2 separate regions of the Homo sapiens genome follow, and region 2 is linked to region 1. The links are chromatin contacts, found by Hi-C in ENCODE. All regions are on one chromosome and are shown on one strand. The core of a region is the stretch at or near the end of the contact, and the rest is flanking DNA. Distances in the headings are between cores, read along the strand shown. Region 1 has its middle 100 kb from the start of GDAP2. Region 2 has its middle 72 kb from the start of TENT5C.

Region 1 (3,787 bases), core at 511-3,010:
GGGTCAGAAAAAATCACCTGCTGAAAGTAGAGACAGAAAACCCCAAGACACGATATCAAAAGAATCTGATCCTAAGAGAAAATGTGTTGCTCATAAGACTAAAATATTTATCATCTCTGCTAAATGCTCCAAAATCTAGTAAAGAAGATGATGGTATGTGCCAGAGCTTTCCAACAGATCTGTCAGGGCCAACTGATGAGCAACAATGAGTCACAGATGTGTGGGGATTTTTACTTCCTGTAGATCTCAGGGTGGCAGAACAGGACCTGGGATGGCTAGAATCCTTCTGTCAATTCATACACATATTGTTGCATGAGTGCATTATTTACAAAAAATTAGAAAGCCCTAGCTTATAAAAGAAGTTGTCATCTACCCAATTGTGCCCTATTATATCTGGCATCACAGATGGTCTGCATAAATACTCTCTAAACTGGTGGGTGACCTCAAGCACTGTGCCAGGGTGAGAGCCCTCAAATTCTGAGAACCAGTACTTTTTATTCAGAAACGTCTCCAGAGCGCAGAAAGGCAGTGAATCCAGCTACTCTAGAATGATGAAATAGCCTTATAAACAAGAACACTCTTGAAACTTTGCTCTGCTTTTGTCTACATCAAGAAAATCTCCTTTATATTTCAGCATCCCAAGTAAGATTATTTATCCTCAGGGGCACTCTCAGAAAAGGTTGGGCACTTATGATCCTACCTGATACCCTCATTGATAAGTCTGTATTCATTTGTCAATCAGGCTCTTACTTAGAGAATCAGCTCCCCATAGCCTTCTTATCTCTGAGGAACTTAAGGAATTAAGTTCCCAACCCAGCAAACCTGAGGGCCAACTCCTGGCTCATGGTGACCTTAGGCAATTTACTTTCCCGGCAGCATCATTTAATGATTTCCCTAAAGGAAACATCTCACACAGAAGGGACTAGCCATGGGGAGACCACTGTTTTGCCACTGGGTACCTGAAAACTTCATCTGTCCAGATCTGAGCAGGATAAAAAGGAGTTTGGAGTCAGACATCTGGTCAGTGAGGCTTTTGCTGGCTCCCTGTGAGAATAGCTGAATCCCTGTGGCACCAACACTTAGGTAGCATGCTCTGCAATCACTGGTCCTGGGGACAGACTAAGGGAAACGCTGAAAGCATACTCAGAGGGTCAGTTCAGATGGGAAAAGTAGCTTTCCTAAGGTTGTAGGGGACAAAGGCTGCTTCCCACAGAGCCTGCCTCAGGGGTTTGGAACCGGCCAGGGCAACAGGCCAGGTATTTCAAGCCTGTTGCAAGACCATCTGGGGAGACTGGATGGAGTTGGGATTTTGTTCCTGCACCCCATCTTCCCATTCTATCTCTCATCATTTTGTAGGGAAGAAACACTAGGTCTTCCCTGTGTGGTTGTGAGCTTTGACCCAAACCCTTGAGCTACCTGGCCCCAGAGCTGCCCCAGGATTAGATCTTAGGTGTATTTCAAACTGTTTTTGTCTTCCCACTGGGCTATGGGAAACATGGCCCTCTTGATTTACTTTCTGAGGAGAAAACTGAGAAGTAGTAGCGGACTGAATACCTAGCATCTCTACCAGAGGTTCCCACTTAGTGGCAGGAGAATTCCCCATGTACCTAACACGCATACAACAGTTTCATTCTGTAACACTAGAGAAAGGTGTGCTGGCCTCCTCTCATGTGATACCATGGGGTTTTCTCTGACAGAGCTCTGGGAAAGTCTGACCAATGTTTTACCTGACCTGCTGGACCAAGGCCACTGAACTGAGGGAAAAAGAAGTGGAAAGGGGAGAGAGCCAGATCTAACTATCGAAATTTAGCCTGAGTGCCTGTCTCCAAGGAAGGATTCTACTGGGACTGTTCAGCCAACTTCAGGGAGAGAGGTGTTGTCCCTATCTGGAGTCAGCCAGAGCCCACTCCCTAGTGCCTTGGAGCAGCCAACTGAACTCTGGTATTTGCTCTCACTGTGCTTTTATACTTTGCCAATCGGTTCCACCCTAGTCCTGCTGGGAGACAGAGCAGCCACTGCCAAAGACTTTGTCTTTCTTAACCACAGTCCCCATAGCATCCAAGGACCTCTGGCTCTGAGGTCCCACCAAATCCCTGGCTTCCCTGGGACAATGCCAGAGGAATGCTATCACTGACTTTGACACTGACATCACCACAAGTTGTTGCTCTCAGTTAAGGCAAAACTAGCTTCTATAACAATCTTCCATCTCTCAGTAGCATAAACACAGTAGATTTGTTTCTTGCTCATGTTAATCCCAATCAGGTACTCAATGGGTTGCCTCTCATGTGATAATTTGTGGACCGTGGGCCCAAACTCCTCCTGGTTGGAGGCCTAGCTATTTTCTTGAGTCTTGGGGTCCTTTGCCTTTAGCTGGAAGACAAGAAGAGAGAAGGTAGAGGAGACATACCCACTTCTTAATCAGTTTGGTCTGGAGGTGACACTCATCATTTCTGCTTACCTCCCTGAGATGGGGACTAGTCTACTTAGTCCATGTGGCTCTACCCAGACACAAGGGGAGTTAAAGAGTGTAGCTCCTGGCCAGAGCACCCTCTGCAAGACCTCATTATGAGAATGGAGCACAGACCTCAGAGCACAGAGAAGTGATGCCTGGCAGTGGCAAACCAAAGAAACTGAGGAAATGGGATACATTACTGGGTGTGAGTGTGAGAAAAGACATGGAACTATAGGGAAGCTAGAGTTACAAAAGCTCCAAGAGAAGGAACAAAGATGAGGAGAGCCACCTAAGTTGGAGCTCTGGAAGAAGGAGAAAAGGTTGGAGCAGCTGCTATAAGATGTGAGACTTTAGAAAGAGACTACATACAATTATTGCTAACTGTTGTATGGTATGATTTCTCCCCTGTCAAGCTCCAGTGAAGGTTTTGGGGTATGAAAGGACAGAGGACAACCTAGGGTTATTGAATTTAAATAGTTTAAAATCAATAGCTATTTTAAAATTAGATAGTGGTGGTGGTTGAACACCTTTGTGAATATACTAAAAGCTACTAAATTATACATTTTAAAGGATGAATTTTATGGTATGTGGATTATATATGAATAAAAAATCGTATGAGAAAATGATAGCTACCATTTCTGGATGCTTCTTTTGTGCCAGGTACTTTACACATTTTGATAATCTCAAATTCTTAGTTTAACTGAAAGGTAGGTATGAATGTCTCTGTTTTATAGATGAAGAAACTGAGATTCACTGAGGTTAAATGACCCAATGTCACACAAATGGTAGAGCCAGAATTCACACCCAACTCTGCCTGGCTCTGAAGCTGGCTGGCATTCTCTCCACTGCCCCTTGTGGCTCCCCAACAATAATCACTGTCTGTATTGAGCACCAGATACTGAGCACTTTGACTATAAAACTCAAATTCCCTCAGCAATCCTGGGAAGTTAACAATATTCTTGACTTTATAAATGAGGTTACCAATGCTTGGAATTGTCAATAATTGCCACAAACTCAGCTACTAAGTGGCAATGCCAGTAGCTGATTTCAAATCCTTTCTGATTTCAAAGCCCTTCAACACGCTTTCTTTTGGGAGTCCATCAGCACTCCTCTATTTACAGTGGCAAACACATTTCTCTCTATCTTCTTAACAAACCTTGCTTTTCACTGCCTGATTCAATTCAGCTCACTTTATGGAGTGCTTTTTAAGTGATAAGTATTAGGCTACGATGGCTAGTCATTGCTTCTTCACTAGTTGAGGTCCATCTCCTTTTTCAAAGTTGGATTCAAAGGTCCTTTCTCTATGAAGTTTTTTCTACCCAACTGTGTTCACAT
Region 2 (3,787 bases), core at 378-2,877, 150 kb after region 1:
CAGAGGATGCCATGGGAAGGATTCTGGACTTAGAACCGAAGGAATGGGTCTAGTTTGGGTTTGGCCATTTTGTAGCTGCCATGTCACTTCTCTGGGCCATGGTTGCCTTTGCATGTCTGCTTCTGCTTCCACAGTTCAGCTGCAAACTGCTTAGCAATCTTCCTGTCACCCTTGCACCTCAGTTTATCTGCTTCCCTGAGATGGAGGGGTCAGGGGCCGGTGGGGGACAAGAGGGTGTTCTAATCAGGAAATAGCCTTGGCCCTCACAGTCCCACCCAAGGTGTCTGGCTGGTGCCAGCCCCCAGCACACTCCTCCATTTAAGCTATTGGTCACTCTCCAACCAGTCCATAATAGACACCAGGGGCAATTAAGCACCAACCCACGGCAGGCCCTTACTGGAAAGAGGCCAAGCTGGTCTATGCTTGCTTGGATTTTCATTCCTTATCAGCACGTGCAATCTACGTAGGTCAATCAGACCAGAGATTCCACAGTTCTGGAGTTATAAATAAGAGAACCTACTTCTTTTCAGTGGGGAGAATAAGACCAAAGCTACCGGACAGAGGAAATTTCTGAAATCCCTGAGGCTTCCTTTCTCCTGGACAAGGGGCCCTCTGCTGCTGGTAAGATAAGATGATCCCACCCCCACCTTCAGGTTCAGGTTCATTATCACCAATAATAATCATTTCTAACCAGTCTTTATAGTTTATAAAAGATGTTCAGTTCACATATACTATCTTATTTGATAATCAGAATAAATAACTGTTTGGGAATGAATCTGAGACTCAGGGGTTAATAACGTATTTGAGAACACACAGTTGTAAATTGGACCCAGAGACCAGAATCCAGGCATTGGGACTCAGAGTTATTCTTTCCACCACGCAGTTCTGTTTTTACTTGCACAGTGTACAGGGAAATTTTGCAGCTGTAGCCTGCCTCACAAACATTTACAATCCTGGTTGTTCAAGTAGTAAGTCTTACCTTCCCAAGTTAACTGAAAGGTACCAGGACAGGCGATATAGTGTGCACCCTGGTGTCACCTATAGCACTTACACATACTCATCAGTTTGGTTTTGACTTGAGAGAATAAAGGTAAAGTAATTTGGCCATAAGGATTCCCTGTTCCTTAGAAACATCCCCCTCTTGTCACTGATGTAATTCTTCAGAGGACCAGCATTTTCATTCTACAACCGGTATTCAATCCTCTTCTAATACTTTTCCCCATGAGAGGGGAGGGTTGGAGGTGGGAATGTTAACCCTAAAATGGGACTAGAGAAGGAAGAAGAAAGCAGGTTAGTGCTCAGATATTAAACTTTCCTCTGCACTTCCCATGAATGTATACAATACATATGACCCAAGGAAACAGACTAGATTAGTGATTCTTGAAACTTTTGTTTTAAAGAAAAGAAAACTCTTTTTAAAGTGAAAACTCACTTGGAAATTCAATACATAACCAGAAAAAGCACAGGTGCTCTGGTTAGGGACGTGGGGTCCCCCCAACAGTGCCCCAAACCACCTCCCCTTGCCGGGGCGCCTTACATACCACCTCCTTGGAAGTGCAGGGACTCTGCTAGGCCCAGTTTGAGAATCACCTGATCAGATCATTTGCCAGCTGGGCTCCAGGGCAACAGAGATGAATAATGCCAGCTCCCTGCCAGCAATGAGCTTTCAGATCATTTCAATGCAGTGTGATAAGAACTGTGACAGAGGAGGGGCTGGGTGCTACAGAGCAAAGAAGAGAGTCACCCCAGGCTGGGGTTACAAGGCCTGGGATAGGGGAGCCGTCTCAAGAAGAAGTGGTGCCAGGGTAACTTGCAGAATACTTTTGTAAAACAAAAATGACAAAGATTAAGTTGAGAAATCTATGGACGCTTAAAGATAAAAATCACACTCTATGAGGTCACTGCCAAAATAGTTGTCATCCCTGGAGGATAACCAGGACACTAGAGGGTCAAGAAGCTGTGTCACATGAGAGACACTGGAGTGCTGGCCTGCATCTGACTTCCCTGCCAACTTGCCATCCATGCATGCTGCTCCCCAGGGAGTCACATCACCTCTGGGCTTATCAGAGACTGAGCAACCCCTCAAGATGGCCCTTGGGGAATGCAGCAAGTGTGGTAATTGTCAGTGTGTGGAAGGGGCAGCAAAAGATCCCTGAGCTACCCAGTGGCCAAAGCCCATCTCCTGTTCTGATCCTTGCCTCCCCACCCCTCCTATTTATGATTCAGCTTCCCCTCAGACTGCAGATTCTTCCCTCTCTCTCACCCTCACTTCTGTCTGTCTCTCTATCTTTCTTCTTTTGCGGTCCTTCCTCCTCCTCTTTCTTCCTTCACATCCTTCCTTTTTCTCTCTGTCTCCTGTGTCTCTGTGTCTCTCTATCTCTTTCTCTCCCTCTCTGCCTCTAGAATCTCCTCCAAAATCCAGAATATTTAATGACATGGAGAAGATTCACAGTATATTGTTAAGCAAAAAATATTTCTGTCTTTTTTTTTTTTTTTTTTTTTTGAGGCAGAGTCTCGCTCTGTCGCCCAGGATGGAGTGCAGTGGCGCAATCTCGGCTCACTGGAAGCTCCGCCTCCCAGGTTCATGTCATTCTCCTGCCTCAGCCTCCTGAGTAGCTGGGACTATGGGCGCCAGCCACCATGCCTGGCTAATTTTTTGTATTTTTAGTAGAGACGGGGTTTCACCGCATTAGCCAGGATGGTCTCGATCTCCTGACCTCGTGATCTGCCTGCCTCAGCTTCCCAAAGTGCTGGGATTACAGGCGTGAGCCACGGCGCCCGGCCAGCGAAAAATATTTCTAAGGCAGCTTACAAAACAGTATGTCCTGTACAATTCCATCTTTCTTTTTTTTTTTTCTTTTTTCTTTTTTGAGACAGAGTCCCACTCTGTTGCTCAGGCTGAAGTGCAATGGCATGATCTCGGCTCACGGCAACCTCCACCTCCTGGGTTCAAGCGATTCTCCTGCCTCAGCCTCCTGAGTAGCTGGGACTACAGGTGCCCGGGACCACGCCCGGCTAATTTTTGTATTTTTAGTAGAGATGTGGTTTCACCATGTTAGCCAGGCTGGTCTCGAACTCCTGACCTCAGGTGATCCACCCACCTTGGCCTCCCCAAGTGCTGGGATTACAGGCGTGAGCCACCGCTCCTGGCCACAATTCCACATTTCTAAGAGGAGACTGATGGGGAGAGCACCTCTCTTCTGATTGAGTTCAGGAAACACTGAGAAGGAAAGCCAAGGAGCAGCTGATGGGAGCTAGAGGATCAGCATTTTTATGGACAAATCTCAGTCAGAGGGTCCCGCCTAGGTAAGACTTAGGAATGAAGAGAAAGAGGGGAGTCGCATGGCCTGTAGGGGTTAGGGGGAAACTCACTCCCAAGGAGACAGGTAGAAAGCAGCTAAGCAAACCAGATTTGTTCTGCCCAGATTCAGCAAGCAAGTTCAGTCACTCCCTTCCCTGGGGAAGCCCCAAGTAATGAGATGGAGACAGGCCAGAGTTGTTGCACTAATTGATCTCCCCACTTGGGGAGGAAACACCAAAACAGCTCTCATACTTCTTTTGTTACCCTGCACTACTGAAGGCTCTACTACCATTCGATTGCAGCCAAGGCCTGATGCTGGGGCCAGCAAGCCAGGAGCAAAGTGCCTACAGACGGAGTCCTTATCTCTGAAGTGAGGAGATTGGGCCGTTAAGTTCCCTTCCACCTCCGGCATCTGGTTTTAGAGTTCCAATGCAAAGTGCCTACCGAGGGTCCACTGGCATTTAAAGAGATCCATGGGTGGGCTCA

Evidence for each region. Hi-C counts contacts between places; a loop is a spot of excess contacts on that map. Pooled maps may share reads with other maps.
Region 2: a loop to region 1 is called in a map of gastrocnemius medialis, with 3 times the contacts of the local background. The contact joins two enhancer-like sites. A Hi-C loop is called at or near these places in 3 of 168 maps with a recorded cell type or tissue (ascending aorta, gastrocnemius medialis and sigmoid colon) and 3 of 50 pooled maps.

What each region holds. Positions count from the first base shown.
Region 1 is chr1:117,823,049-117,826,835 of GRCh38, reverse strand. No RefSeq gene overlaps it. Among named protein-coding and RNA genes, the nearest start is that of GDAP2, 100 kb to the left of the region's middle. Within about 2 kb of position 1,760, at least 8 of the 41 ENCODE cell types and tissues checked have a DNase peak (open chromatin) inside an H3K27ac peak, as active enhancers do.
Region 2 is chr1:117,676,636-117,680,422 of GRCh38, reverse strand. No RefSeq gene overlaps it. Among named protein-coding and RNA genes, the nearest start is that of TENT5C, 72 kb to the right of the region's middle. Within about 2 kb of position 1,627, at least 8 of the 41 ENCODE cell types and tissues checked have a DNase peak (open chromatin) inside an H3K27ac peak, as active enhancers do.